2 separate regions of the Homo sapiens genome follow, and region 2 is linked to region 1. A link is a loop called in an ENCODE intact Hi-C map of the cell type or tissue named here. Cell type or tissue: ascending aorta. All regions are shown on one strand. Each heading gives the region's core, and the rest is flanking DNA. Links, peaks and the distances in the headings are about the cores only.

What was found. A loop is a pair of places that touch in the nucleus more often than their neighbours do. Peaks named below come from ENCODE experiments on the same cell type or tissue, not always from the same donor. Only the 100,000 strongest peaks of a DNase experiment are listed, where the experiment ranks them.
Region 2: a loop joins it to region 1, with 2.1 times the contacts of the local background. A loop is called at or near these places in 1 of 110 quality-filtered maps.

What each region holds. Positions count from the first base shown.
Region 1 is chr5:72,141,517-72,157,754 of GRCh38, reverse strand. The region is part of intron 2 of MAP1B (microtubule associated protein 1B); the gene reads right to left. Among named protein-coding and RNA genes, the nearest start is that of MIR4803, 20 kb to the left of the region's middle. In ascending aorta, for the core only: a CTCF peak has its summit at 7,839; a DNase peak (open chromatin) is centred at 6,431; H3K4me3 peaks cover 832 bases; H3K27ac peaks cover 5,000 bases.
Region 2 is chr5:72,432,476-72,448,713 of GRCh38, reverse strand. ZNF366 (zinc finger protein 366) reads left to right here. Exons shown (of 5, transcript NM_152625.3): 4 at 1,297-1,471; 5 at 4,423-8,811. The coding sequence ends at 4,958. Among named protein-coding and RNA genes, the nearest start is that of ZNF366, 67 kb to the left of the region's middle. RefSeq lists a silencer at 10,340-10,429. In ascending aorta, for the core only: no CTCF peak of the experiment used is centred there; DNase peaks (open chromatin) are centred at 6,763 and 7,402; H3K27ac peaks cover 3,486 bases.

The DNA of each region.
Region 1 (16,238 bases), core at 5,384-10,383:
AATTACTGGAAGGTTTTGGGCTTTGCTTTTACAGCAAGAATCTATTAGGGGAAACTTATCAGGAAGGTACAGGCTGTCTAGTCATTTTTCTCCACTTCCAGGGACTGAGATCAATCATTCCTTTTAGATTCTGCTGCCCACTTGCCCCTGAGACCCTCCCCGATCCCTGTAATCAAAGGTGTCCTCCCCAGTCAGTCCCCAGGGAGGGTGGGGAAGCCCATGGCTCCCTGTCCCCGGGAATCCCATCTCCATCTTGTCCCTTGGCTCTCACTGGCTGCATCCCACAGCTGCAGCTGTTGACCTGTGTTTGCTGCTATTTGCATTTCAAATAAGTTAATAAAAGCAACGAACTAAATAATAAATTGGAGATTTGTGTTTAAAACAACAATGACAAAGGCCTTTGATTAACCCACAGTACCATAGAAAAGCAACTCAATAATACCACTAATGGTACTTTATGCACTTACAGGGCCTCTCAGCTGATTGTCTTGGGATTTCTACAAACATTACCCTCTCATTCCAAACTGAGTGAAAAACAACATCTTTGGGTAGGAAAAGTAGGTCAAGACAGATATAAAAGAAATGCACTGATTTGCATACGGTTACAATTAAAGTCAGTGAATCATTCCTCCATCTGTTTAACACACATTTTCTAAGCACTGACTAAGTGCTGGTCACTGGCCACTTGGGCTGCTGTGAGGAGCTGACTTATAATTTATTGCCTTCTACAAATAAACCTACAAGGATTAGGAACTGGGAAGGTTTAACATCTTCCAGCCCGTAATGATGCTACTACTCAGTTCTGACTCGTGACTTACAAGGTCTTTGTGAGTCTGTTTCCTCATCTGTAAAAGGGCAGTGGGGAATGGGGAGTGAGTTTGGACTGGCTACTCTTGAGAGCTCTTTTCTGCTCTGATACTCAGTTGGACCTCTGGGGTACTTTGGTCTTGCTCTGTGTCCCTGTGTGGGTCAGAGGAAACACTGCTTCCCATATTGTGCACGGCAACAGAAGCTGGAACCAGAAGAATCATGTTTGAGTCCCTAAATCTTACCAAGTCCTGGTTTGCAAAATGGGAACAACGACAATTCTTATCTCAGGGTTGCTCTGAGATTTAAATGGGGTAACATATGGGAACTGCATTGGAAAGCACTGTCCGAATCTGAGTTATCACAAACGTCCATGAAATCTGAGGTCAGAAGTGGATAGCTCATCTTTCTACTGTCCTTAAGCATCTCTATCATATCTTATGCTTTTACTGCTCAGTTTGCACACCATAGCTCTTATTTTGTGGCCATGCTATTTCATTTTCAAGTTGCCTTGTTTTTGTTTACGTTTTAAGAGGATGAGATTAAAAAATTTCCTGCTTTCGCCTATCGTCTTCTTGCTCACTTAGTCAGACAGGTTTCTATTTTTTGCTGCTACCTTTAATGTTTATCCCAAGAGAGGGCTTAAGAAATTCAGTACATAAGGAAGTGAGGTTGAGGAGCAGAGGTGGTTGGTACACAGGTGTAGGGTACCAGGCTGGGCTTTCCTGTTGCCTTCATGCAGTGGCAGCCAGGAGTAGCAAGTGTGGTGGTGGGTGCCATAAAGGAAAACCAGTGTTTCTGAAGGAGAGGAGGTGAGAAGCAGGAAGAGAGGGCAGGGATGCAAGCTTGGGGGGCCATATGCATGTTCAAAATGAAAATCAAGCTGGGCGCAGTGGCTCACACCTGTAATCCCATCACTTTGGGAGGCCAAGGCGGGTGGATCACCTGAGGTCAGGAGTTCAAGACCAACCTGACCAATGTGGTAAAACCCTGTCTCTACTAAAAATACAAAAATTAGCCAGGCATGGTGGCAGGCCCCTGTAATCCCAGCTACTTGGGAGGCTAAGGCAGGAGAATCGCTTGAACCTGAAAGGCAGAGATTGCACTAAGATGAGATTGCGCCACTGTACTCCAGCCTGGGCAACAGAGTGAGACTCCGTCTCAAAAAAAAAAAAAAAAAAGAAAAGAAAATCAATCAATCAATTACCTCTTGTACGCTTTCAGATTTTCTACAGAAAGGCTACTCAAGACTAGAGAGGAAACTGTTAACAAATGAAGAGATTTTAGAAAATATTTCAAAAACAGCCCCTACCAGTCAGAACATCACCACTCTCCTGACTCCACTGATGCTGGGAACATGGTGTAGACAGGCTCCAAATATGGTTGTATGTGCAAAACTGCATATTGTCACAATGAAGGACCTTACCTTTGTGTAGACTTAAACATCCTGCTATATTTTTCATTTAATCTGTCACATATTCTTATTGTTAGTATAACTATCAGAAACTTCCAGGGACGGGAATACATAAAACTATAACCTCCATTTTTGTGCCAACACAGTCTCGATGAATCACATTCTCAATTACTGTTTTTATTAAGTTGGTCCATAGCTCAGGAACCACCAATGGCTCCTCAGTTCCCTCAGGATTAAATCCCAGCTCCTTGACCTATAATTTAAGCCATTTCACCAGTTAGCTCTTTGCTATACAGTACTCTGGGGGGAGCAAAATGTACCAAACATAGGATCACTACTCTTGAGGAGTTTAACAATTTTGTTGATGAGGCGAGATTTTGTAGATAAAAAGTTTAGAAAATAATATATGCTGTTACAATCAAGTGCTAAACCAGTGAATGGACACAGTGTGTAAGGACACGGTAACAATGCACCTCCAACTCACCAGAACGTCTGGGCTTCCCTTCGCAGGATATGCCCTCCTCAGAAAAATACATAAGCCATTGTTCAATCTGGAGTCTAGAATAATCTAGCTTCTGGGGCACCCTAATGACATTCAATAATTTGCAGTGCACCAGCATTTATCAGGGTAAAAGTTCCCCAGATAAAGGATTCCTGGTTTAGAAGACACTCTGAAGAAGTGCAGAGATTAACAGGAATTACCAGGATGCTGGTTCACAGCACAAGGAAAAATGCACACAGAGGAACCAGTGAGATGCTCAGTGCCTACTGGAATCTCCAGAACTAGCAGATCTGGGGAAAGAGGCCCCAGCAAACAAGACACAGCTTCTAAATTTCCCAAGCCTGGTCACAACTAGTGGCACAATTGCTAGGCCTGGCAGCCTGGTTCTATTAAGCACCTCTCCATCTGGTAGGGGACCTGTGTTTGTTTATTCAGGAAAACTCTGGTTGGCAAAGGTCATGAGCTCAGCTGGGCAGGAAGCCGGGGACCGCTGAATGATAAACCTCAGTGCTCCAACACTTTGTTCTGGCTCTCACCTGCCCATGGCCATCTGTAGTGGCCAAATTAGCTAAAAGTTGTCAAACATCCCTTTGTGTCATATAGATACTACTCCTGTGTCTGTTCACAAATAGATGAGGCTGTTAACAGTAAACTGGAATGGGACCAAAAACATTCAATAGGTCCCAAAATATGCCAGCCCGATATCCATTTGGAGGAAAGTCACTCAGTCTGTGTGGCATTATACATGGGCACAGAGTGGGACCATCCTAATTCCTTGGCCCTAAATCCTATTCCCTCTGGGAACACTTCAGATACTATTTCTAGAAATCTGAGGGTGTCTACAGCAACTTCACTGTGATAGACACACGAGAATGAGCTAGGAATAAGAGACGAGTCATAAAGAAAATGAACACCCCATGGAATTTTAGCAAAATAAAAAAATAATATTACTTTACCATTCAGTATTATTTTGTTTTGGTTTTACTTTTGTACAATATGTGAAAGATTAAATGCAGGGTATTTTAATGAAGAACTGCCTCCTAACTATGGTTACAATCTGCAGATTTTAGTCCGAAATTATATGGTGAAGGTCATCTTCCCGACCTAGGGAAAAGAGATTTTTTTTTTAAATGAACATCCTAAAAGTAACAGTAGCAGGCTTTGGGGGGAATGTCTTTGTGCAACACTGCTCATAAGGTCCCACAGCTGAGACCTGGAGACGTTTTTGTCATTTCTATTCTCATTTGTTATTCAAAGTTGACCAATGTTCTCTAAACAAAGGGAAAGGAATCTTTCCAAAAAGGACTTGATTGAAGACTAACAGAAGGGGAACCCAGAGAATCAAGAAGGGAAAGTAGACTAAATCTGACATGTTCAAGGGTTTGTATTCTTAAGAACCCGTCTTCTTCACCACCACCACCACCACCACACGCCACATATCACCCAGCTCTGTGATGTCCCACCAGGATTCAATTCCAACTTGTCATTACAAATCACCCCCACACTGACTCCAGGCCTCACTTCTGCTTGTCTTCAATTAACTTTGAGTAAGACTATATGGAAGATGGGTATCCACAGAAATGGCAAGAGACCACTGCTTCTAACACATAGTTTCAGATTTTATGTAATTAAAAGACTTTCTGCCTTTATATGAGTGGTTCTTGTCAAATCCATTGTGGTCCCTGCATGTGTGAGGTAGAGTTTCCAGCAGGAAAATGGCATGGGTGTGACATGTCCACCCTCCCTCCCCGCTCTCTCATGTGAGATCTCTGCCCATGGTGGGCAACACCATCTGCTGCTGTGTAACCCAGCACAGCTAACCCGCTGCCTCCTGTTTTTAATGGGAAGGAAACAAAAGACAAATCTGTGCAAAAAGAAGCAGCAAACACAGATCTGAAGCAAACACGAGGTGGCTCGGCAAATACTTGACTATAGTCGGGTCGGAATTTATAGAACCTGACGCCAGACATTTCCATGGTGCAATTTCCTGACTAAATTTTGTTTTCTTATTTTCACTCCTGTGACTCTAGACAGGCTTTCTTCTCAGACTTCAGTCAGCCTTGGTTTCCCTGTGGTTCCTCTGGTGGAATTGCGTTGCTGCTTCCTGTTCCAGCAGGCCCAGCAGACCCAGCAGGCCCAGCGAGCATGAGAGCAGCCTGGGGCCCACGCTGCAGCCACTGTATGTCCACAGGCTGAGCTGCACAATGTTCTCCTCACTCACAACAGTACTTCTGAACAAAAATTATTGTTTTCAAGAAACTTGGTTGATTTATAAGAAATGCTATAAAAATACCATGGGGCCAGGCACGGTGGCTCATGCCTGTAATCCCAGCATTCTGGGTGAATCACTCGAGGTCAGGAGTTCAAGACTATCCTGGCCAACATAGTAAAACCCCATCTCTACTAAAAATACAGAAACTGGCTGCGCGTGTTGGCGGGTGCCTATAATCCCAGCTACTCAGGAGGCTGAGGCAGGAGAATTGCTTGAACCCAGGAGGTGGAGGTTGCAGTGGGCCGAGATTGCGCCACTGCACTCCAGCCTGAGTGACAGAGTGAGACTCTGTCTAATAAAATAAAATAAAATAAAACAACCATGGGATTTTCCAAATGCTTTCTTTATTCTTCAGTTTTTCCTTCACAGACCTGGTGTCAGTCCACATAATGCTCAGGGTAGGAAGGGGAGTGAACGGGGTCCGACCCCAGGTTTTGCAGAACAAGGAATCCCATTTATTTCAAAGAGCTAGAGGCCAATTGCTTCACTGTGTCCCTCTCTCCACTCCTGGAGGAAAAAAACATCTACTTTTTACGTAAAAAAAAACATATCCATAGATAGGATAATTTAGGAACACACCCTGCTAGAATGCTGTTCTGGTGTGCACCTTTAGAAAGAACCACAATCTAAATACAATGTGGGATACCGCATTGGATCATGGCATGGTAAAAGGACATTCAGTGGAAAACCTGGAGAGATCAGGAAAAAATCTGCCATGTAGTTTAACTAACAGGATGTTAATTTCTTAGTTTTGATAAAAAGTAGCACGGTTATGTAAGTTGCTAACAGTAGGGGAAGCAGGGTGAAGGGGAAACAAGAACTCTCTGTACTATCTCTGCAACTGGTCTGTAAATCTAAAGTTATCTAAAAATAAAAATGTGTTTAGAAAAAGGAATCACTGTGAAATGTCAAAAGTGATTAAAAACACAACCCAGTGATGACACAATGATTATTTACTATCTAAAGAACAGGGAGGGAACTGTAAAAAACACAGAGAGAGAGGCTGGCCCCTGGGTGAGCCCAGCTCAGCACTGCCAGTTTGGGACCACACCTATTTCAGTCTCACAGAGACAGTTTTTCTTTAAAACCCTCTAAAAAATTATGAAAACAAATCCACACCCATTGTGGACAATATGGATGCCACAAATGAAGAAGCAGCAAGCAGAGGTGTCTAATCACTTTACCCAGAGACAATCATCCTTGTTCATCTTTGACCATGTTTCCTTCCAGTACTTTTTCCACATAGCCATTTTTTTACATAGTTGAGGGCACAGTGGAAACACAATATTTTGGTCCTGTTTTCTTCACTTTATGTTCTATGATCAATGACTTCCCCACTGCAATGCTTTGGACATGACTTGTTTGTTCTTGCCAAATCTCATGTTGAAATTTGATCCCCAATGTGAGGGTGTCTGAGGTGAGGCCTAGTGGGAGGGGTCTGGGTCATGGGGGCAGATCCCTCATGAATGGCTTGGTGCTGTTCTCATGAAGTGAGTTTGTCCTGGTTCTGGCAAGATGGGATTAGTTCCCAGGAGAGTGGGTTGTTATAAAGCAAGATTCTTCCTTCTGTTTGGTCCCTCTTCAAATATGCCCACTTTCACTTTGACCTTTGCCTCCATGTCTTGATGAAACACAAAAGCCCCCACCAGAAGCCAAGCAGATGCCAACGCCAGGCTTCTTGTACAGCCTGCAGATCCATGAGCCAAACCCCCTCTTTTTTTACATAAACAATCCAGCCTCAGGTATTCCTTTATAGCAACACAAAATGGACCAAGACACCCCCATTTATCCAAAGCTTTGTAAACATGGCACTCAACAGCTGCCCGCTAACTCTGCTGTGCATCACCTCCACAGCTGACCTACCCAGACACCAACTGCTGCACTATTAGGATGCAAGAAAATTATGGCTGCTTCATAAAAAAGAGTGAGATCATGTCCTTTGCAGGGACATGGATGGAGCTGGAGGCCATTATCCTTAGCAAACTAATGCAGGAACAGAACACCAAATACTGTATGTTCTCACTTACAAGTGGGAGCTAAATGATGAAAATACATGGACACATCGAGGGGAACAACACGCACTGGGGCCTATCGGAGGGTGGAGGGTGGGAGGAGGCAGAGGATCAGGAAAAATAACTAATGGGTACTAGGCTTAACACCTGGGTGATGAAATAATCTGTACAACAAACCCCCATGACACACATTTACCTATGTAACAAACCTGCATTTGTACCCTGAACTTAAAATAAAAGTTAAAAAAGAAAGTTATGGGTGCTTAAGGAAAAAATCTGTCCTATATGCAGCCCTCTCTGGGCTTAAGTTATCCCTCACTGGCAAATTAGGCAGAACAGGTAGTTCCAGAATGTTTGGGGTCATTTCGGCTTGCAGCCAGTCGGTGATGCTTAAAATATTAATACATGCCAGTTACCACCAGAGAAAAATTTAAAACATGAGAGACAAGAATGCAAATTAGGTTTTCTGAGTAATAACGGTATAAAATATTAAATGGATTCTGAGTCAGTAATTCATATCTAATAAAGTAAAAATAGCAGATATCAAGACCTAGGAAACTATGGTGCTGTTTTAAATGGGCCATTCTGTTTATATTGCACACCAAGTCAACATATTTATTTTTGTAAAAGCTAAATGGGACTTAATATCAGCCCAATTTCAAAAAATGGGTAAAAACCTAGGTATGTAAAAGATGCGGAAATGGCCTAGGCCTAGCTCTTATTCTGGAAAATGAGATCCCACATGATATACCCACTCAGACACATACACACAGCCAAATCCTAAAATAAACTTAATCCTGCTAAGGATTTTCCTCCCAGTGGCGCACTCAAGTGGCTACATCAATATTCAGGAAGAAAAACCAAATATGCATAGAGAAGCCAGCTTTGAGGAATACACTTAAATTCTTATTTCTATTTCATTTGTCCCACTTCCTCCCTCCTGGATATAGGGTGTATCTGGAAGTAGAAAATGAAGAGAAGTTCTTCCCTTTTGCCCTCACCTCCTGCCCTCATCCCCGTCCCATTTTCTCTTCCAACCCATCAGCCCACTATCTCTATGGTTCTGAATAAAAGCACAGAGGGGTGACAGAAGAGGATAGCAGTATCCCCACTGAGCAAACAGACTCTGTCCAGAGGGTGTCCTGGAGACGCTCAACAAACTGTTTAAAAATCAAGTTCTTCTCCAGCCTTAGAAGGCTGGGCCAGAGTCTTACTAATGAGCTAGTGATCTTTTCAATAAAGCCAACAAATCACCAAACGTGTCTTATAAAATTCAGTCCTCATCTGATAGATGATGAGACCATACAGTGAAACAAATGTCTATTGTGGAAAAAGAAAAACGAGATTTTGCTTACCGCCCCTCCTAAGTTTAAACAGGCTTAATTAGTACATTTTCCCGAAAGGGAATAAATCATTTAGTTAGAAACAGGAAATTTCTTTCCAAGTTAGTTTGAGGGAACAATGAGGCTTAAGACCTCAGAGGTGGTCTACTACATTAAATGGCAAAAACGGCAATTACTTTTGCACCAAACTAGTAGTTTTCTAAAATCTAGAAAGAGCAGAAAACTGTGCAGGGATTTACATGAGAGTACTATATTCAATTTTTTTAAAAATAAGATAATCTTTAATGGGCAGCCACTATGTGCCAGCATTGTGCTAGGTGCTGGTGGATACAGCAATGAATAAGACATGGTCTCTACTCTCATGGAGGGTGAGGTAGTAAGCAGATAATCACAAGCTGCAGGGTACATAACAGGGGACCTAAATTAATCCAGGTGAAGGGGAAGGCTGGGTCCTGAAGAGGGAGTAGTAATTCTTAGCTAAGTGAAATGAGTAGGGAAGAACCTCAGTAAGTTCAAGGAGAAAGATCAGCCATGTGAATGCTCCAAGTTGGAGAGTTAGGCTGCCATCTCCTAACTCCTCTCCCTGAGCACACCACAGTGTGGCTGCTCCCTTTGTACACAGTCCAAACACATGGTCTGGGCTATTTCGAAGAGCATTAAAGAGCAAGGAGTCTTCTCCTGCATTACTGCAAACACACCTCCTTCCCGTTCCTGTTTCCTTTTCCCACCTCAACATCTCCTCGGTGCGTGGCAAGTGGATCCACGTCCTAGGGCAGTGGCTCTCCAAGTCTGATGAACAGAAGAATCATCTTGTGAGCTTGTTCAAAATGCAGATTCCCAGGTCCTACCCTGGAAGACCCTCTGAAAACTGTACATTCATAAGTGCAACCCCTGCCCTACCAAGTGGTTCTGATGAATGTTTTAGCTAGCCTGGTCTTTCTGCAATTAATTTGAAAAGAAGGATATTCAAAACTGGCAGGGTAACATCAAGGACAGGTGGCTGATTTCCTAGATGCTCTCAGCAAAGATCTCCCTGGGTATGGGCCCTTCTGTGGGTCTCAGCTGGTCTCCATGAACAGAGGGGCTGAGGGACTGTTCCCCTAATTCTCAGAAGACAGGAAGGAGAGGGGATGTTAAGGAGCCCTGTGCAGCCTCAGGGTGAAATTTTCATGGAAGACAGTTTCAGAAGTGGCTTGACTAAGCTGTTCTTTGGTTCCATAAGTGCAGTGCAAAAGATGGGTTTTTAAAAGTATTTTATAAAATAATTTCCATTTTTAAAATCTTAATATCTCTCATAACTATCATGAAATTTATACTTAATCAATGTAGATAATTGGCTATAAACTGAGTAATGCCTTATAATCGATTGTTCTGACATTTAGAGAAACTTACCATTCACCTAGTTTGGGTGATTTTCTTTCCTGTGTAAGTAAAAGAAACTTTAGAAACCACTGTCCTGAACTCCGCTTTGCATAGACTCCTTTTAATTTTCATGTTAACTTGGATCCGGTAAGAAGGCTTTGTTTTCCTGTCTGTAAATCTGTCAGTGCAGACAGCAAACTGGATCCTCCTCTGGTTCATTTTATAGTCAGCAAGTTTCCCAGGCAACAAACCACCAAGCCCACTCCATCAAATAGTAACCAATTTTTTCCCCTGACATGTCTCTCAAGACCTCCCTCCCAGCTGGCCATCAGCACACCACTCACCTTCTGTCTGTACTGGAGGAGAGGATGGGTAGTCCCTGGGAGGGCACAGGAATACTGGCCAATTGATCACCCAGCAGATGCACAGCTGGGGCGTGTCCTCGCAGGCCTTGCCCTGGGCTTCCAGGGACCAAGCATCTATGCCAGGGGCTTGCCTTTCTTTCTCTGCATTTTGTGATTATCTGCTTAATGTCTCACTACCCCATAAGGGTAGAGACCCCTTTCTTTTTTTTTTTAATCACTAAAAAGGATTCATCCAGTGACGCATATTACCTGGAATACAAATAGTTACAGAGCAAGTGATGAGGCACAGGTAACCTTCAAGATATTGCCCCAGCAACAAAGATGGGCCTTTCTGATTCAGCTTTACCGAGAAAGGTGACATCTTGGTTCTAGGCTTTGCCATTTTCTTTTGTTTTTTAAGAAGATTTTGGGCCAGAAACAGTGGCTCACGCCTGTAATCCCAGCACTTTGGGAGGCCGAGGTGAGTGGATCACTTGAGGTCAGGAGTTCGAGACCAGCCTAGCCAACACGGTGAAACCTTGTCTCTACTAAAAATACAAAAATTAGCCAGTCGTGGTGGCGCAGGCCTGTAGTCCCTTAGTCCCAGCTACTTGGGAGGCTGAGGCAGGAGAATTGCTTGAACCTGGGAGTCAGAGGTTGCAGTGAGCCAAGATCATGCCACTGCACTCCAGCCTGGGCCACAGAACAAGATCTGTCTCAAAAAAAAAAAAAAAAAAGAAGATTTGGATAAAATGTATTTTTCCATCAGACGTGAATGACAGTATCCTTGCATCCCATAGCCAAGGAGGTGCTGCTTTTGAAAAAGTTTTCAGTTGCCCCAGAAAGAGGCTGATGCTATGTGTCAAAAGCACATACTTCCTGTACATGGAATGCATTTGCCTCAAGCCTATAAGGTTCTTAGGAGTCCTGCCTTGGAAAACAGAAGTTCCTGAGTTAAAGAACTTCCCAGTGGTATTTGAGGGTCTTCAGAATTGAGCAGTAAGCTCTGAGGACCAGATTGCTGGGATCTGAACCCCATCTCCATTACTCACTGGCTGTGTGACCTTGGGCATGCTGTTTAACCATGCTGTGCCTCAGGTTCCTCGTGGTGGCATGAGGATAATAATAGGGCCTCCCTCTTGGAAGGCTATGAGGATTACATTGGCGCATACACAGAAAGTGCTTAGAGCAGCACCTGGCACATGGGAAGCATTTAGTAAACGTTATCTACGATTATTGTTCACTCCCCTCATGAAGATCAACGCAGGCTGGCTTCACAGAGAAAAGGGGAGCAAACCCGGACTCAAATGGCACTGGCTACGTCTGAGAAAGGCAAGGCCTCCTCCATAGGACATGATTCACCCACAGAAATCACTAGAAAGGTGGCCTGCCTGACATTATTTTTAGCTTTAATGAAAAAAGCAATCTAGTCCAAATTAGATGAGCTGGGTCACTGTAAGATCCAGCCCTGGGGCATTGTTCAGATTTTTTGGTTCTGGTGTCATGCTGGGCTGGAATAAATTGATTTAAAAGAGTTAATAAAAAATTCAGTCTCCCTCCTTCCAACTGGCATTGCAAAGGTCCCTAAAACATCTCAACTAATAGGCTACTTTCTTGTAAAAGAGACTCTCTTTAAAAAAAGAGTGTAAATTAAAATTACCTAGCTTTCCAAAATCACTCCCAATGCGTCTCTTCTTTGACCTATCTCTTTATCCAACTTGAGCCATCCTGGGGGGATTCCTCTCAAATTGCCCACATTTCTGGGTCTTACTTCACTCCTCAATGAAATTTAATGGATTTGGCTGGTGGTTCGTTACTGAACCCACGTGGAACAATATGTCATGCTTCATGCATGATAAATAAATGACATTTCTAAAACAATAGGGATGAATATAAACTGAGATCTAGAGCAAGAACCTCCAAGTGACCGCTGGGCATATCATAATTAACTAGTGATTTAGGACAACTCAATTTCCCATCATCATTGTATGGGGCCTTAAGGAAATCCACCAACACTTCACTGCTTCTTGAAGGAGATGCTTGGAGTCTGAATGGAATATTGTCAGGTGAAATTAGGCCACTTCTGAGTTGTGCAACATTCCCCTTCAAAATCTTGCTGATTATGCAAACACTGAATAATTACACTGATTCATGTATTATTCTCCATCAGAATGACAAAGCATTAGCACTGGCACCCCATTTCACTTTGCTAATGAAAAACAGCAAGCTTTTAAGACCACCATCCATCAAGAGAGAAAAAGAACTCATTCAGTGTAATGACAGGTGCATGACAATGGAAACACGGTTCCCTCTTTTTTTTTTTTAAGCATATGGGTTGCTGCCAAAGATTAAAATCATTCTGTGCTTAATATCATTCTCTTTCTTTGTGTTCCTCTGAGGTTTCGTATTTTCTTTTGGCAGAGAAATAAAAAGGTTGAAGCCAGAGATCCCAAATTCCCAATAGTATCTTTCTATCATTTCATACTGTGTTGGTGAGCATTTTCCACTAGGGTTTCTATCACTGTCTTTAAAGACTAGTGCCCTCCCTTTCAACAGTCCAGGGAACAAATCTGCACAAAGGTAGTTCTTAAAAACTATTAACAAACTGAACTGAGAAGGGAATTTGTCCCAGACAGTGCTCCCCACAGCTGGACAGAGCGTGATTTTCACCAAAACAGAGTATAATTCACAGGCAGCACCAGAGATAGGCAGGGATGGGGCCCTCTAGAATCTCACACAAGCAACAACAGTCTCCTACAACTCAGATGGCCAGGGGAAGAGAAGGATCTGTGTTTCAGTTATAAGAAGGAGTGCATTCTAGTACCTCTCCCACGCAGCCTCTTCTCATGCCTTTCTAGTCATGGCCTAGACTACCTCTCAGAAGCATTACTTAGCTAATTTTCTCCCCAACACTCTAAAAAACTGTTTAAAAGACCCAAGCGTAACACTTCATGTGTCAGAAGTTCTTTATCCAGCAGCATCAGCTGTGAGAAATTCAGCGTGGGCCTGGCATGGTGGCTCATGCCTGTAATCCTAGTACTTTTGGGAAGCTGAGGTGGGGGGATCGCTTGAGGCTAGGAGTTCAAGACCGGCCTGGGAAACATAGCAAGACCTCGTCTCTACAAAAAAATTAAAAAATTAGCTGGGCGTGATGGTGGACACCTGTGGTCCTAGCTACTTTGTAGGCTAAGGAGGGAGGATCTCTTGAGCCCAGGAGTTCAAGGCTGCAGTGAGCCATGATCGCATCCCTGCACCATCCTGTCTCTGAAAAGAAAACTTAAAATTTAGCTTTGAATTCAGTAAAAAAACATTAAAAGGTAGAGCGAGGGAAAGCCTCTGAGCAGGCAAAATAGATACCACTAAGTCAAAGCACTTACAGCTCAAAGACTTTATACGACGGAAGACTCCTTAGGGAAGATTCGGGATCAAGTCTCTCTCTCTCTTTTTCTTCTTTAGAGAGGAGGTCTAACAAGCTTAGTGACTAGATTTTCCAATCCACAGCAGATTCAGAACAACAACATAGAAGGAAGGTGTACTAGATTGAACAGTATTCCCCACAAATGTCCACGTGGAAACCTCAGAATGTGACCTCATTTGGAAAAAGGGTCTTTATAGAAGTCATTAGTTAAAATGAGGTCACACTGGATTAGGGTGGGAATCTTATTCAATGACTGAATAAGAAGAGAAAACACAGAGACAAACAGGGAGAACACGCCACGTGACACTGGAGGTAGATAATGGAATGATACATCTACAAGCCAAGTACGCCAAGTATTGAGCCTAGGAGTTCAAGACCTACCTAGGCAACAAAACAAGACCTTGTCTTTACAAAAAAAATAAATAAATTAGCTGGGCATGATGGTGCACACCTGTGGTTCTAGCTACTTGGGAGGCTAAGGAGGGAGGATGGCAGAAATCACTAGAAATGAGGAGAAAGGTATGGAACAGATTCTCCCTCAGTACCCCCAGAAGGAACCAGCCTTCGGCCTCTTGGAATGTGAGACAATACATTTCTGTTACTTACGCCACCCAGTTGATGATACTTTGTTATGGCAGCCCTGGGGAACTAACATAGAAGAGTACTTAGAAACAAGCACACTGAAGGTAGTTTAGAAAAAAACTACTGGCAGTGTGATATCGAGGGAGGATACCAAGACAGATATGTTTTTTAAAAGACATATGAATTAAAAAACCAGAGCTGGCATCATTCTGTCTGGTGGCAAACCGATACGTCCTCTCCAAGAAGACACTGCAAATATAAAGACATAATTCAATTGTGGATGACGTTCATAATGATGACCTTGAATTGGTTTTTAAAAGGCTGGATTCTGTTGAGGGTACTTAAACAAGGCCTCACTGTACTGCCTCACCCCATAGCCCTAAAAAGGAAATGTATTTGTTTGCCACTTGGATTGCACTAAATATTATCTTTTCTATTTGGCATCTCAACACGGCAGTGTATTCTTTTGTTACTAAATTATTGGGACTAACATTTCACATTTTCTTCTCTGGGAATCCTGATAAAATTATACAGCTTCTCTATGATACGTGCAAAGATGTTTCTACACTTAGTTGGTATTTGTCTTTCTATAGCAACTGCACACACTCACGCACACACTCACACACACACAAGAGAACACAACAGAAGAATCTATGATTAGAACTCCAGCATATGGACACCTATGCAATCAGACTTTTCACTATGGATTTCACACAACAACTAGAAAATCTTATTTTTGGAGAATGAACTATGAAGCTGGGCCAAGAATGATTATATCTTGACTTCAAATCACTTAAAAACTCTATGCCTCAATGCCACCCCTCATCTATTAAGAAATAGAATAAAAAACACAGTCGAAAATGTTTACGCACTACGGCCTATATAAAAATGACCCATAACAGTTCTGCTCCACTCTATTATTTAGCCCCATACCATGTGCTAGAGTCAATTTACTTTTTTTTTTTTTAATTGAAACTTATGCTGGAGAATTTTTCTTGTTCTACTTGGGGAGCACTTTTTTTCCTGAAAAAAAATCCCTTTTTTCTTTTATTTCATGTCTCCTTACTTAGGCCCAAATCTCCTTAAATCATCTTTTAAAATGAGAAGTATATAACTTTATGTAAATATATTTTAAATTGTCTTTTTAAGGTTTAACTTTACATTTGTTTCCACATAATTATTCCTCAGCGAGCTCCGGTCTCCTGGCTTAGAAACGCCTAGGTACAGTTTCCCCATCTCTTTCCTGGTGATCAAGGAGGTTTCAGGTCTTCACTGTGTTAAACCACATAGCGGAATTTTGCAGACTACCTGCCCCTCCTCCTTGCCTGATGAAATGAGGTGGATGTAGAAACACAGTCCCCCTCCACAGGCAGAGCAGATCCCATAGCACAATCCAGTCTGCACAATAAGCGACCGCCCAGGACTCCATCTCACAGGAAGATCTTAAATCACTCCCTTCCACTCTGGCTTTGAATGTGCTCCAATTCGCCTTCCACTCCCAGCCACCTTGGGGGAAGTAGGAAGAGTGAGGGTCACAGGGTGGGCACCAAGCCCAGATGGGGAGGGACACCAAACTGTCACTGGGTGGGGTTCCACAGGTCTCTTTTGCTTTTGCCTTGTCAGCATATTAGGATTTGGGGCTGGGGACTGCATTCCAGAAATAATAAAAACCACCCATTTGGAGAAACACGTGGCAGGGCTTTATAGCCTCTGGGCCTCTCTGCAGTGCTGTGCTGGGAGAAACAGGCAGACAGTGAGAGTTCCTTGCTCCAAGATGCAGGGAAGGTCAGCCAGAACCAGTGGAATGGGATTTGCTGTCGTCCCCAGTGTAATCCAGAATTAGGGTGGAAACGTTTGAAGGAGTATTTTCTCTATCTTTTTTAACCAAGCCTGTAAGTAATATGATATCACTGCCTTAGGCTTTTTTTTCTTTTTTTAAACCATGATCCTCTTGCAAACCAAACATACAATCGTCTCAGAACCTCTCCATATAAGGAATTTCCAGACAGACTGATTCTATGCAATATTTCTTGGGCTTAATGGAGAAAGTCATTCTAGGGCATTGTCCAGCTTTCTGAGTCATGCCATCAGGGTACTGAGAGGCTGGCTCACCCAGGACAAGGCCTGGCCTTTCTGAGCCTCAGGAAAGCCATGAGTGAGAAAGGTCACTCCGAGGCTACTG
Region 2 (16,238 bases), core at 3,963-8,962, 290 kb before region 1:
CATTGGCCCTAAAAATATATCTCAGTGAGAAAGGAAAACTGGTGTAAGCCTCAGAGGATGCCTCACCCTGAGTGTCTCTGTGGCCTCTCTCACTACATAGTGCAGCCCCAGCTCCACTGGCCTCTGAGGTTGGGGAGGGAAGGAGAATTCTCCTCCCTTAACATTCTTGTCCAATCACAGACACAAAATCACTGTTTGCATTCCTCCTGCCACAGCCAAGGAAGGGCTGAAATTGTCCTGTTCTAGTAAGGCTTGGGGACAACAAAAGCACCCCCAGAGAAGTCTGCTTCTGGGTTGCGCTTTCTGCATATACAAAATCACCTGTGAGAAGAAAGTTCTGCTCCTCTTCCAAAAGCAGTTGGAGAACCAGTTGTCCTTCATGTATTTGCACTTTGATTGAAATAGAGAGAATGACGAGAAAGAAAGAAAGAGTATAAAACATGCTTACTTCCTGTACACCTGAGATACTACTCTCACTACTTCAAATTTCTACCCAGAGAAAAGACACACTCCTTCCTTAGATGATTTTTCATTTTTTTATCTTTGAAATCCATGCCAGTAATTAGAAAATAAAGCAACTTAAAAAGCATTGTCTGATACATTGTATACAATAATACAGTGTATTATAATAATACATTGTATATAAGAATACAGTGTACTCTTTTATTCTCTTCTGCCTGATACAGAAGAGTTGTGTTGGGAGACGCACAGTATGGTCTGGTGGTTGACCATGTGTTCTCTGGCATCTGATGGCCTGAGTTCATTAACCCAGCTTCAGCACCCACCACTTGTATGCCTCGGCCAAGTGACGTAAGTCCTCAGATTGTGCGTCTGTAAAATGGGGGTGGTAATAGCAACCATCTCATATGATTGGTGTGAGAATTAAATAAGATATTCCATGGTAGACTTAGAACAATGCCTTCCATATTGCAAATGCTGCATAAATATTAAACACATAATCACATTCTTATTATTAAAGGAGGAACACTTGTAGCCACTGCTTTTTAGATCAGCTCTTCTCCTTTTCAAAAGCTTTTATTCAAAAGAAGCTTTACAAGCTTTGATATTTTTACTTTGAATTTAAAGATCTCTGAAATCCAGGAACAAATCTCATGAATCTACCCCTACTTGCTCCACCTCTGAGGCTCCTTCCTGATTTCCTTATGGACATTTTCCTTGCAAGCAGATTAAAATGTCAATGTCCAAACAAAGTAGAAACGGTATCTGTGCTCCAGGGGCCTGGATGGGGCTTCACTCGGGCAGAGTAACCTGTGTTCTCATCCCCATCTTCAACAGCTTTGTGGGAAGGAATTCAACCGGATGCACAACCTGATGGGCCACATGCACCTGCACTCAGACAGCAAACCCTTCAAGTGCCTCTATTGCCCAAGCAAATTCACCCTGAAGGGGAACCTGACACGCCACATGAAAGTCAAGCATGGAGTCATGGAGCGGGGCCTTCATTCCCAAGGTAATCACTCTTCTGGGAAGCCCTGCAAGTCAGTCCAGTGGACAACAAATGGGAGCTGAATTCGTTTTATGGGGCATTACCTTGAGGGTTATTCTTGTCAAGACCACAGCAGAGTAGCAAGAGTAACCTTATAATGTTACTAGAAAAAATCTGATGCTAATTTCTGACATAGTAAGTACAAGTGAATTAGAGTAAATTGGACTATCATCATGATGCCAGTCGGTACCATTATTTGTTCCTTTGTTCCAGACACTACATCAGGTGGCTTGTCGCTAATATTCATGGCAACTCCAAGCTGGAAGAACTTCTATTATTTCTATTTTACAGCGGGGGAATGAAGGCTTCAAGAGATCAATTTGCCCAAAGTTGCTCTGCTGAAAAGTGGCAGAGTCAAGATTTGAACCTAGGCCTTTCTGACTGTGCAGCCTTTATTGTATCCTCTTCATGACTTTGCTGTGAATGGGCACGCAATTTTTCTTTCCTTTTTAGAAAACAGATGTGCAAGCCTTACTGTTAGCAGAAGTATGTTGGTAGCAGGCTAGGTCTTTCCTACTTGTTCACAATCAGACACACCCAAGGACAATTTTCCTGCTTGGTAGGTAGGGCTGATTGGCCCATATGCAGAGCAGGGGTTTACACCTCCCCCACTGAATCCTCACTGAACTAATGAAAAGTTCTCACTGCCTTTACCTTCTCAGTCCCAGAGCCCTTGGCAGTGAAGAGTTTATGTTCCAGATCTACTCAATTCAGCAGGGTTGCTCCTTAATCGTCTAATCAACCAGCCCTTCAATAAACAGGCAATAAATGCACTTGTGTCCAAAGCAGTGAACTACACGCAGCGGCAGATACTAGGGGAAGGAGACCATCTGCCCTCTAGGATGTCTGTGTTTGCAAAATCATATTAACAGCTTTTCGGTCACTAGTATGATCAAAGCACAGGGTGAGACACCTTAGGGACATTATTGCTTGGCCCTACAATGCCGTGAAAGAGACTGTGTTATTCTCATTTTATATAAGAGGAGACCAAGGCCTAGAGGTGTTAGATAAACTGCTCAAGGTCAAACAGCAAGTCTGAAGACAGAACTGGGATTCCAGCCCAATTTCTGAATCAAGCCAGTGCTCACTACCCTAGGCAGAAACATGGGGTGATTTGTTTATGTGCTGTTTCACTCACCTCCTTACAAAAGAGATGGTGGAGTGGACAAGCATATTCATAAACAGATAGACATATGCACACACAGTGTGAAACAAAATGATTGTAGCTTTCAGGTTTTTTACAGTACCCGCTGAGTTTCTAGTGACTCCTGGATAACAGGGAGCTGTGGTCACAAAAAAAGGGCTGGAGTTTGTGCAAAAGCCCTGAAAAAAATTGTAGTTAAAACAAAAACAATTTTATTTTTCCTGCAAAAGTTTTTCCCCTGAATTATTCACTGAATCTCTAGTTGCCTGAGCCACTTCCCCAAGCTAGACCTGGATTTTTCCGGAAGCGGTGAGGTTTGCTCTGTCATCAGGACGGGAGACATACAAGTCAGTGAGGAGACCACACTCCAACTGAAAGCATGACCTGGTCGCCATGATTTACCCCACACTGCTGCTCAAATCCTAAAAGACACCTAACAGCTCTGTTGTTCTGGAAAAATAACTATCAGAGGGTTGCTTTGAAAAATTTTAACAGACTTTCAACAATCTCAGTGTTTTCATCTACAAAGGGTATTAGCTTTTATTTTTCACTCTAGCTTTTGAAATGGCTCAAAAATCATTAAAAAGATCTTTCCTGTCCCCTGACAGGATTAAAGATACAGACAGCTTCATTGCCTGACAGCATCAAAAAGTGAACAAAATTGGACATCATCGCCCCTACCCTTCTTTTTTCACCCCCTCCCAGAAGCCTGGTCTGGCTGCACCCCAGGACCCCTCCCTTCCTGTTGCTCCTCCTCAGTGTCCCGCCCATCCCTGGAGGCCTGACTATTGGCTCATCAAAGGTCAAAGCCTTAAAGACAGGATCAAATGAAACTGCCATGCTGAAAAGCCCATCCCTACAGCCCTGCAAACTGAAGGCAAAAGTGAGGCCTCCTTGAATCACTGTGCCCAACAGCAGGGACACTGGAGGTCAGACACAGGGGCTGTGTGAGCTCCTCAGAGGACCTCTTCATGCCATCTCTACCCTGTCTATGAGTAGGCTGTTGGCAAAGGGGCCACAGTCAGGGGTGGTGTCTGCTGCCCCAAATAGGTTCTCTTTGTTTTGTTCAAGATGAAAATGGCTTTATTATTGATTTACTTTTGTTTATGATAAAACATATGCTCATGGTAAAAAATAAAACAATAATACATTAAAAGTGAAAAGAGAGTGTTCATTAATTTAAGATTTTGACATCCCTCCTTCCAAATATTTTTTAATAGAAATGGCTAGCTAGATAAAATCAGGTCTGCACTATAAATAAATACACACACACATACTTACATATATTTTTGTTTTTACTTAAAATACATAGCAAATATCTTTTTGTGATCATTAGTAGGTCTCTACATCCCCTATGCATAATTTGCTATATGGATATATCATTATTTATTTAACCAAACTCCTATTATTAAATACAAAGTTTTTTCATTGTTTGACTGTGATAAAAAAAAAATATGGTGATATGCATCCACACAGTGTTTTGTGCACCTGCCTGCCTATTTTTTCAGTTTAAATTCTCAGTAGCATAATTGCTAAGTCAAAGCTTATTTTTAAAGCTTTTGGTGCATGTTGCCAAATTCACCTTAAAGGGATTAAACCGATTTGGACACTGTCTGTTACAAGCCTCCCAAGACCACATCCTTACTGGGAATGATCTATTTTTAAAATACGCATCGGAATACATTAAACGGCCCCGGGCTGCTCCCCTTCCTCAAGGTCCCATTTCCACAGCATTTCCTCAGGTGCATGAATTCTTACTCTGCTCTTGCAGGTCTGGGAAGGGGGAGAATCGCCCTGGCACAGACAGCCGGTGTCCTGAGGAGTCTGGAGCAGGAGGAGCCCTTTGACCTCTCTCAGAAGCGCCGGGCCAAGGTGCCGGTGTTCCAGTCAGACGGGGAGAGTGCCCAGGGCAGCCACTGCCACGAGGAGGAAGAGGAGGATAACTGCTACGAGGTGGAGCCCTACAGCCCTGGCCTGGCCCCCCAGAGCCAGCAGCTCTGCACACCCGAGGATCTGTCCACCAAGTCGGAGCACGCCCCCGAGGTGCTGGAGGAAGCCTGCAAGGAGGAGAAGGAGGATGCATCCAAGGGAGAATGGGAGAAGAGGAGCAAGGGTGACCTTGGGGCAGAGGGCGGCCAGGAGAGAGACTGTGCCGGCAGAGATGAGTGTCTCAGTCTCAGGGCTTTTCAGAGTACCCGGCGGGGCCCCTCTTTTTCTGATTACTTATACTTCAAGCACAGAGATGAGAGTTTGAAAGAATTACTGGAGAGGAAAATGGAAAAACAAGCAGTGCTTTTAGGTATCTAAGTGGACAGTTTTAAAATTACATTTGGAAAATGAGAAGGAGGCAGTTCAAATATAGCTTTCTGCATGAACTGTCATTTTCTGGAGACTGGCGAATAGTACCAATCTCTACAAATGGCTTAGACTAAATGAGCAGGGATGTAGGTAATGGAAAGCCTTCTCAGGTCATTCACGGGGCCCTTGATACCCTTCACACATGTGCAGGGTCTTCATCAGTGGCGTTTTATGCATTGCCAGTATAATAAACTGTGAGTATTCTTCCAGATATCTAATTGTAAGCTGATGCTGAGGTGCTTTTAGAAATTCTACTTTCCTTTGATTCATATGCAATACATGGTAAATTTCTAATTGCAAAAATATGGTGCTTGAGGTGTCACCTTATTAATAACTATTTAGGTGAATTTGTGAAGGTTATAATATTTTCCATATAGATGAAAATATTAGTCGTCATATATATAAAAATAGCCTTTATTCTATAACCAAAAATGTCAGAAATGGCACAGGAGGATGAGCTATTGAAGAGAATGCTCTCCAGTAGTTGCTGCAGATATAAGGTAAAATTTCAGGAGAAGAATAATTTTGACTAAGGGAAACTGGTGACCTAGAATACTTAGATTCTCTTGTTCTGTGTCGGCTGTCTTCATCAGATTGAGCATTTGGAGCATTATTTTTCAGATGATATGATGATGTTTGGGGCCCTGGCTCCTCAGACAAACCCTCACTTCTCGAGCACGGCTCCCTCCTGGAGACCATTGCTGTCTTGCTCTGAGGCCTCATGCCCCATAAGACAGATGCAGGGGCCGGGCGCAGAGGCTCACGCCTGTAATCCCAGCACTTTGGGAGGCCGAGGCAGGCAGATCACTTGAGGTCAGGAGTTTGAGACCAACCTGGCCAACGTGGCAAAACCCCTTCTCTACTAAAAATACAAAAATTAGCCAGGCATGATGGCAGGAGCCTGTAGTTCCAGCTACTCGGGAGGCTGAAGCAGGAGAATCGTTTGAACCCAGGCAGTGGAGATTGCAGTGAGCTGAGCTGAGATCACGCTACTGCACTACAGCCTGGGTGACAGAGTGAGACTCTGCCTCAAAAAAAAAAAAAAAAAAAAAAGGACAGATGCAGGAAGACTTGTCACCAGTGACCAGGGGGCTTTCTCCTCAGAGCTAGAGCTGGGGGGGTGACCTCAGAGAATTCTCCCAGAAATCTAAGCTCTGACTTATTTGGGGTACTAGAATAGTTGACAGCAAATCATTAGTAAAGAAGACTCTGGACTGTGTTTTCAGTGCTGGCTGTACATTAGAAGCATCTGGGGTGACCTTTAAAAAAAAACCACCAAACCAAGGCCTTACCCATTAAGATTCTGATTTAATTGATCTGGAGTGGAGCCCTAGGACTGAAATTTTCCAAATTGCTCCTGGCAATTCTTATGTGCAGCCAAGATTGAGAAGATTGAGGGGACTAAAATAGAACTCACCATTTCTGTGGCTTCCAGGACACTTCCCAGAGACTTCATAAGTATTTCTGTTCCTAGCCTCAGACTCTTTAAGGTTGAGAATAGGAGACCTCACAATCATACTGCTGACTTAGGCTTTCTTACCTGTCTGTAAGAGCCTTATGAGCGGACACACACAGTCTATATATAGATACACACTTTTTACATTATACTAGAAGATGATGCCTGTGATGTTTATGGTCACTTACTATGTTTAAAAAATGCATGACTGGCCTATGGTGACTCATTATTTCTTCCCAGATGCTTGAACCATGATGCCAGTGAGTGGAAATGACTCTATTGGGTGGGATGGGCCCAGCAGGTCAGACTTACTTAGGCACTGGCACTGAGAAAAGCAATACTGACTGGGTGTCGTGTACGTGTGACTGCCCATAGCAATAACCCTCTGGTACTGTGTCTGTTTATGTAAAAACTTCTTGTTTGGTAGTTTTGACTCGTATTTGTAGAGCTAGGTACTGGTTATTATTGTGCTTCATCCTATCCCAGATTTCCCAGTACATTCCTTTAGAAGACATGTCCATCTCCAACTGCTGGGGGCTGGCCTTTTCTGTAGGCCAAGGTGCTGCCCCATTAGCCCCACCTGGTTGTCATCACTCACCCATGTGTTGTGTCCATCTCTGACCCATTTCCCCTGCCACCTTGCCTAAAGCTTCTCCTGTCAGCCTCCCCACCACCATGAAGTGCTAAGAGTACTATGTCCTGAGGTAAGGGCACCTGCAACGGAGATTGTGAAGAGAAGACTGTGGGTTTCTGTGGTTACAAGCACAACTCTGGGTCAAAAACCCATTCCAAGTCCTCAGAGGGGCAAGTCCCTTCCATTCAGTATTAATATAGCTCATCAGTGCCTCTGATGAAATTGCCCAGGATGCTGGCAGTGTGGCCTGGGAGGCTTCCAGCTCTTGGGGTCTGGTTACACATTTATTCACACTGCGGCCATGTGTTGAGGACCTACTATGTGCTGTGTTTGACCACACGTCCTGTAGAATGCCGTTTGGTTCTGAGTATGCCTGGCTGGAATGGAAACCAGGAAATTCTAGAGTAACAGGCTCTAGTCCTTTCCAACCAAAACAAACCTCATGGGAATGTTTGAGGGACCAGTTAATGTTGAGACAGAGAGAGTATGGTCTAGAATGGTGGTTTTCAGATTGTGTTTTGAGAAGCCAGAGGTCATCTTTAGGCCTCTGAAGAGTGGTAAGGGGAGGAGAAGCTCTCAACTCCCACACCCACCTCACTCCAAGCAGCTCAAGTTCCATCTGATTTATACATTAGCATTCTAAGTAAAATTTTATTTGGAGGCAGTAAAAAGGTCTAGGAGAAATAAAAACAATTTGTTATGGAGTGTATTCCAGGGCCTGTTTTTAGTTGTTGACTCTGGGCATAAGACACTTAATTAGATCTAACCTGATGGTTAATACAGCATTAACCTGAGCACCAATGCTAAAACATTGGTTTTGTATGCTGTTGAGTGACCAACATCCTGGTTTGCCTGGGATGATCGTGGTTTAGACCTGTTGTCCCAGGATAATTATTCAAGTGTCACCTTAATTCTCAAAAGTATTCCAGTTTGGGTGAGAAATTACATGGACACTTTATGCAAGAGCACAGAGTTAAGGGAAGGGTTGGCCAGCCTTGCCTAATGAGCTGATGAACCAGAAGGCAAGCCTTGAAGGAGAGTCCATGTGGGCCATCTCAGAGAACTAAGGGATGAAGCCTTCCAAGATTACCAGCATTCCAAAACCAGAATATCATATTGTGAGACTCTGAAAATAGGTCACTACCAAATGCTTTCCAGCCTTTTGACCACTGTCACTTTGAACAAATCAATGGACCAGCAAAGTGGCATATTTTTCTTTTATTCTTTTTATTCTTTCCTATGATTACTCCTCATGTTACCTTTCAATTCCTCTTTCTGTCTCTCTTTTTAAAAATTTGACTCCCCACCGGCCATGAGACTAAGGCTGACCTTTCATAAACCCACAAGAGTAACTGGTATATTTGTATATGAGTAGTTGCATGAGAAAGCTCAATGTGCATACTGTATTTATTAAGCCCTGAACGCATTTAATAAAATATTAACATGGTGTTTTGAATTATGATCTTTGTCTGCTTTGCTGGAACAAAATATAACAGAGCTAACGTTTGAAATCCTTCGCATATTTGGACAACATTACACCAAATGTTGATTTTGTACAGAACTCTGGCTTGCTATTTAAAAACTAAAACTCTAAGTATATAGCAGCCCAAGTTGTGAATATTGCTTTCTGCTTCACTGAAAAAGCAGTTTACCTGAAAAGAGCATGTAACCTATATTTTGTTAATTTAAGCAAATAAAGACATGTTGAAAAAGCTGAGTTAATTATTTGCAGATAACTGAAATTTTGCAAGGAAGCTGACATTGTCAACATCTCACTCCTTCCATTATACCCTCGGCCAGGGTGGTTCCCAGTGCTTGACTCCTCAGCCCCAGGGATACAAGTGTGTTGGATTCTCCCTCTCTCAGGCTTCAGAAAGAGAAGAATGAATTTCAATCTATCTGCAGGAAGGTGACATCTTCCTCATCCTGTTGCCCTTTCCTATTCAGAAAAAAAATTATTCTGGAAGGATGTCACAGGCAAGTGGGAGGTGAAGGCAGGATTGTCTCATTCTGCCTCACATTCTTTGTAAAATAAAGTTCAACAAAGAGGCAGTAGACGCTATAAGCAAAAGCCCAAATTCTGCTCCCAGGTGGCCTGTGTTCAAAGCCCAGCTCTCCCACTTCCAATCTTTGGGACCTCAGACCAGTTCATGAACCACTTTGCACCTCATTTCCTTATCTGTGAGATGGGACTAGGAACTCTACCTTTTTCACTGGGTTGTTGAAATGACTTAAAACATGCAAGACACTTGGAATGTGCTGGGCTCACAGTGATGCTGAGTTAAGAATTAGGCACTGCAAGGTCGGGCACAGTGGCTCACGCCTGTAATCCCAGCACTCTGGGAGGCTTAGGTAGGCAGATCACAAGGTCAAGAGATCGAGACCATCCTGGCCAACATGGTGAAACCTTGTCTCTACTAAAAATACAAAAATTAGCTGGGCGTGGTGGTGCGTGCCTGCAGTCCCAACTACTCGGGAGGCTGAGGCAGGAGAATTGCTTGAACCTGGGAGGCAGAGGTTGCAGTGAGCTGAGATCGCGCCACTGCACTCCAGCCTAGCTACAGAGCGAGATTCCGTAAAAAAAAAAAAAAAAAAAAAAAAAAAGAATTAGGTACTGCGATTGTCAACAATGTGGCCAGAAGACTGAGCACTCAGCTTCCTGTCCTCAGCAGAAACCTCACAAAGTTGTGTCAGCATGGGGGACTGTCCATTCTTGGGGAGCTTCCCTTTAAAACAGCAAAACTGCAGCACATATTGAACACTGTGATATACCAAGCACACTGTGCCAGGTGGTTTACATAGTCGCATATGTATGTATATGCCCCAAATTACCTAGTTAGCAAGTTTCTCCTTTGTCTGTAGCAGGCAAAGCATATAGCCTATAGCCTGTTGGGTTCTCTGGAAGCAGATGCTGAGACAAATTTGGATGGAAGCTACTTATTAAGGATGAACACCAGTAAAAAGAGGGAAGAGGAAAGAAAGATTGAGCAGAGGAAGAAAGCAACCTGCAGTGCAGCCCTGACAAAGCCTCAGCCAGCATGGTGGGCAGCTCTGGGGCAAATGTTGCCCATCAGAGTTGTGCCAATTTGAACCGAAATGTCCATTCCTCTACACCCCTGCCTGGCTCAGTCACCAGATGTGGGCTTCCCCAGGAAAGGTGTGACTCTCTGCAACTGAGGCAGACCCCGAAGGAGCTGGCAGGTGGAGGCTGTCTGCCAACTGCACTCTCATAGCTCAGGTGCAAGTGCTTCCTTGAAGAGAGACTAGGTGACTCATCTCTGCCTCACCCCAGTCCACTTATTCATGCATATTCATGAAGCATCTCCTGCAGGTTCCAGTGGGCTTCTCTTCTCGATTGAAAACTTAGAAGAGAAGGTGACCACAAATTTCAGCCCCCACAGCTGCAATGAATCTAGGGACCAAAACTGATACTCATTTTCTCTTTCTCCATTACCCAGTCTAGACTCCCCTCACCATCAGATACCACCTCTGGCAGTCTTGGTGGTTTTCCTAGTGATTTCATCCAGGTTCTCATCTGCAAGAGGTCTGAGCCCTTGTCACCATGCTACTATGGACTGAATATTTGTGTCCCTCCAAAATTCATATCTTGAAACCATAATCCCCAATGTGATGGTGTTTGGAGGTAGGGTCTTTGGGAGGCACTTAGGTTTGGATTTAAGTTATGTATGGGGCCCTCATGATGTGATTAGTGCCCTTAGACGAAGAGGAGGAGACTAGGCCTTCTCTCTCTCTCCCATGTGAGGATGTAGCAAGGCAGCTCTCTGCAAACCAGGAACAGAGCCCTCACCAGACATTGAATCTGCCTGCATCTTGATGTGCACTTCCCAGCCTCCAGAATTGTGAGAAATAGATGTTTGTTGTTTTAGCCACCCAGTCTATGGTGTTTCGTTACAGCAGCTCATATGCTATTTGACATATGCCTTTTGCGGAATAAGGTTGCTGTGCCTGTTCATTTAACATCACAAGTGGGCCAGGAAGTATCAAAATGAGCCTAAGTAGGTCGTTGGGTTCAATACTATACTTCCTGACCCACTGTAACAACAGCCCTACTTCCTCCTGATGATCAGGTCAATTACCTCTGCCAAGATGGTGATTGTCTTCTCCTTGTCTTCTGTACCCTGGAGGCAAGGAATAAAAGTGTCCAGGTGGCAGCTGTGGCTTATAATTTAATGATACTCTTGCTATGTTCCAAGGTGAAAGTGTACCATCTTTGAGAATGGGAGTTTCTAACCCTGCAGAGCCCAGAGTTACATGATAAGAAGTACAACACCACCACCCCCTGCAACCCGCCAATCACCCCAGAGTGTTATTGGGAGTGATGGCAAGCGGGGCCACTCCCACTTCCTCTCCTGGTCCCTGGACCTATGCAGTCTTTCTATTAGGACATAGCAGCACATAAAAGTCTTTGATTCAATTATATACCAGAGGGTGGCACCCCATCCTTCCAGAGTATTGCCTCCAAGAAGCACTGTAGGGAGCTAGCCACTTCTGGGTGGTGCATATTTGATATGATCAGTAGATCCTGTGGCCAGGGCTCATTTCTAACCTCAGTTACTATAAGCTGAAGGCCATGGCTTGATGCGATGTTATATAGGATTCTATGCCAACATAGCAAGCATTCCATAACCCCATCCCTTGCATAGTAGTGCTGGCTAAGTTCCCATGAGCAGAAAAGCAAACATATACCCAGAGTATGTGTCTATGCCTGTAATGAGGAACCACTGGCCCCTCAGGATGAAAGGAGCTCATTAGAGTCAACATCTTACCAAGTGACTGATTGGTTTTCTTGAGCAGTGGTGTCATACTGGAAACCCATCACCAGTCCTCATGGTTGGCATGTTGGATATCCAGCAGTGGTAGTAGCTAGATCAGCCTTTGTAAATGCAGTTCTTGCTGTTGGACCCGTGTGTAATGTCTGCCAATGTGGCTACTTTGTTCACATGTTCTTTGCTCCAGCACTGGGGTGGCTGAAGTCAACTGGTGAGGTCATTTTTGTCTGCCAGGTTATTTAATGTCTACTCCATGGTAGATGCTATCTAATGATGTGTATTAACATGTGATATAAAGATTTTCATACTCTGTGTTCACTCTCATATGTCTATCCACATGCTCTACCCTAGACAGAGAATAATAGTGAATGCCTACTTTAAGTAAAATGGTGAAGAATTGCCTATCTGAGGAAGTGAAATTTAATTTGAGAACTGAAGTATAGAAGAAACAGGCCAGGGAAAGAGAGAAGAGCATTCCAGATAGAGCAGACAGCAGATGCAAAGGTCCTGGGAGATATATATATATATATATATAAAGTATGGCCAGTTTAACAATTCATTATATTAAGCATTCTGGCAAATAATTTTGTTTCTTCTTCTAGGAAACTGGTATCAACCTTGTGTCAAATGAGGGGATAGATAAGGTAAAATCTATTCATCATCTTCCACCTGCACAGACTGTTGTTGTGTCATTTATCATTGCTGAAGGACAGCTTCCCTTCCAACCTGTGGCAAGTCTAGCGAAGAAAACAGTTTCACTTGGAATGGCAGGTTATCCAAGTCAGGACAATATTTAAAATCCTCAGCAGTGGTTTTGCAAGAGTGTATACATACAAGATTGAGTCAATTGCCTCTCTTCACCCCTTAAGACGGTGTGGTAGAGCACAGCAGGAGAGGGTGTGTGCGGCAAGGTGAGGCTAACATGGAAAGCCATTGAGCAAGGAGGTGAAATAATGAGATTCAGTTTTTGAAAGCTCATTCTGACTATAGTGGATAGGGTTGGAAGAAAGCCAGGATGATGCTAGAAGACCATCAAAAGGCAGTTTCCATAATCTCTGAGAGATAATACTGGCCTGGATTAAGGAGGTAGCAAATAATTTAGAAATGAATGGTTCAAAATCTGACGTGGAGGTCCAATGGACTTGTTATACTGAAGGTAAATTGTAATAAGATGCATATTTTTCTAAGTTCAAAATAAAATGCCACTTGATATAAAGTCCATCTCCTCACATAATGACTGAAGGGATCAATTAGATTTTTATGCTGTCATGAAAACCGTGCTCTTCACTTAGTTGGCAGGAGGGAAGATTTACTAAGTAATGTATGTAAAACTAAGTCCATCTGGTTTCTCTCAGTTTTGCCTATGTTACAACTGGTGAAGAAGTAAATAGTCAAGACTGAGGAAGGCAATGAGGCTTCTCAGACACAGATTCTGGGAAGAAATGACAGAATAACAATGCCAAATGAACACTGAGTTAGAAGATCAGAAAACTAATGGAAAGGCTAGAATTTCAAGACCATCATGTGAGGCTGCAGAGTCCTTTTCATCTCCATAGACCTTGAGGACATCTTTGATACAGCCAATGAAGTAATACACCCATGAACATGAACTTGCACAATCAAAGAGTTAACAGTCTTTATTGTTTTTATTCACTGAATGGAGTCCAGATACATTTCCATTTTTAAAATACAGTTCTCAAAGGATGACAGTCCAGTTACCTGGAAAATTTTATCCCATGATCATCTTATTTAGCAACGGTGTAGAATAAATGAGATATCGTCACATTTTAAGTCCCAAAGTTAATTGGCCCATGGCATCACTGATAGCACGTTAAGAAGAAACAAAAACACCAAAACATGTGGAAGGAATTTGTTCCTGCCCTTAAGGAACACACTGTTCTTAGCTGGCCTGCTGAGGCTGGCAGGAACATGGCTAATGATTTCTGAAATCTCCTTTCTCCAAATCTCCAAAGCCTTAAAGCTAAAAATCTCTGTCCTGTGAAAACCCAGGTGTGAACACAGCCTGGTTCCCTGAAGCACTGTGGCATTTCTTTTTCTTTTCTTTTTTTCTTTTCTTTTTATTTTATTTTTTTCAACATCAGAGCTGAGCCAAGAGTAACTTCCATTCCCGTTAAAAACTCACTCTGCAAGTGGAGGAAGACATGCTCATTTGATAGCTGGGGAGTGACCCTTATGGGGTCCCTGGGGACCCAGTATCAGTGGCGCTCACTGTTTCCTCTTCCCTGGATGCAACAATATATTAAGGGAGAAAACAAAAAAGAGGAGGTTGGCTCTTTTCATGATTTTCCTTTTTAATTTTTGTTGAAAATGGAACAGTGTTCTCTTGATCCTTCAAACAAATGGAGGGGAAGTGGAAGCCCAAAAGTTTCTCTTACGTTCCCCAGAGAGGGTGGCTGTGTTTGTAGTGTGATGTGGGAAAGTCCTTGTGTATCTACTGCATTGTCATGGTGTACCAATGTGATTTGCAGTAGGAAGTGTGGGATGAATAGAATTTTTATGTAAGAGAGAAAGTGATGGAGCCGCATTCTTTGAATCAAAGATCTCCATTTGCCCTTCATCTCTAAGGCATGCTTCCCCTGATGCCACCCCTTATCTTTATTAGCTGATGAGAAAAAACATAAGAGCTCTCTCTGAGCCTGACCCAAACAATGAGTCCAAGCAGAAGTCCTTGCTACTCAGAATGCACTTGGGCAACGAAAGTGAGAGAGTGAGGGTACTTGGCAGGACACACCAGAGATCACACAGGCAATGTGAAGGGGAGGCGGAGGGCTATTAAAACTTCTGGCATCATACCTGAAGAATCATTTTAAACGGACGTTTGAAATACACCATGTGACTCTTTTCACAGAATGGATCTTAATAAACAAACGGTCTTTGTAAGGAAAATGGATAGATATATTAAGAGACATCAAAAAGATTACAAGGATAGTGCTTTCAGCTTAGAAATTCATCATATTAAGCATGCTGGCAAATGGTTTTGTTTCTTCTTCTAGAATGTAGCAATAATGAAATTGGTCTCTCTTTGTGTCAAAGCTTTTGGAAATAAAGCTTTGGATGAAGCAAGATCTATTCATCATTCTGGACTTGCAGAAACAATTGCTGTGTCATTTATCATTGCTGAAGGACAGCTTCCCTTCCAAACTGTGGCAAGTCTAGCGAAGAAAACAGCTTCACTTGGAGTGGCAAGTTATTCAAGTCAGAATAATATTTCAAATCTTCAGCAGTGGTTTTACAAGACTGTATACAAATGGCATAGAGTCAATTGCCTCTTCTCCCTCCTTAAAAACCAATTGAAAATAAAAGAAATATGAAATCCCCAGTAACGGCAAAGTCCTTACAGAAAAAAAAAAAAAGCAAAAATCAAAGCAAAGTTATGCAGAGCCTCAGAAACAGATAATTACAATGTCAGCCTCCCCAGGGACATTCAATAAACATTCGTCAGGTATACTGATGCATCTCTCTGAAGCACACTGTTAACAGGGTCTAATCCCCTTAGAAGTCACTCTAAGCCCCTCTCTGAAGACACAGGTGATTTTGTGGATTTCAAATGGCTCTATTTCCAAAAGCTCCATATGCCTCCATGCTATTAATCTCCTTACCTTCCTGCAGGGATACTTTACTTTTGATCTCAGGTTTATCTACTCAAATGCTTTGCCTTACTCAGACTGTTAGCTCTCTGAGCGAAGGGCCTGGCTACTACTACACCATCTTCAGCAAGGTTTTAAATATACTTGCAATTGGATACAGCCACTATCTCTTCTTCTCCTTAGAATTCCATCAGACCAAGATTGATACATGAATTTATCAGGAGAAGCCTTCAAGAGGACTTCTACAAAATGCTGCTATTTTAAAAGATGCATTTTCCACTATGGTTAATTAAAACTCTATGAGGAAGAGAGGAGCTTCCAGAATGATAATGTAATGATGCCAGTGAAACTTCTCTCCCAGGGAGACATCTATTAAACAGGTAAAAGACAATCACTCAAAAATCTTTGGTGATTGGCCAAAGGGCTTACAACAATTTAAGGAATATTTATTCAACAAATCTACAGAAACTCAGTAGTAACAGTGAGAGGCCATGGCAATCAAGCTAGGATCTTCACCCTTCCCCCTCCCCAGCTCCAGGTGGCTTGTCCAGTGGGCTTGGCAGCCAGGTGGCAACTCCCACCTCCCCAGCCTATACAGACAGAAGATCTCTCCTGGGTGGGCATCCAGGCGACAGTTTCCCCCACCCTCAGCTGCTGCTCAGTGGGGAGGAGCTGAGCGGAGAAGCTGGTGAGGAGTATAGCCCCTCTTTCCCCGCAATTCTGTGTTGTGGTGGAGCCGTT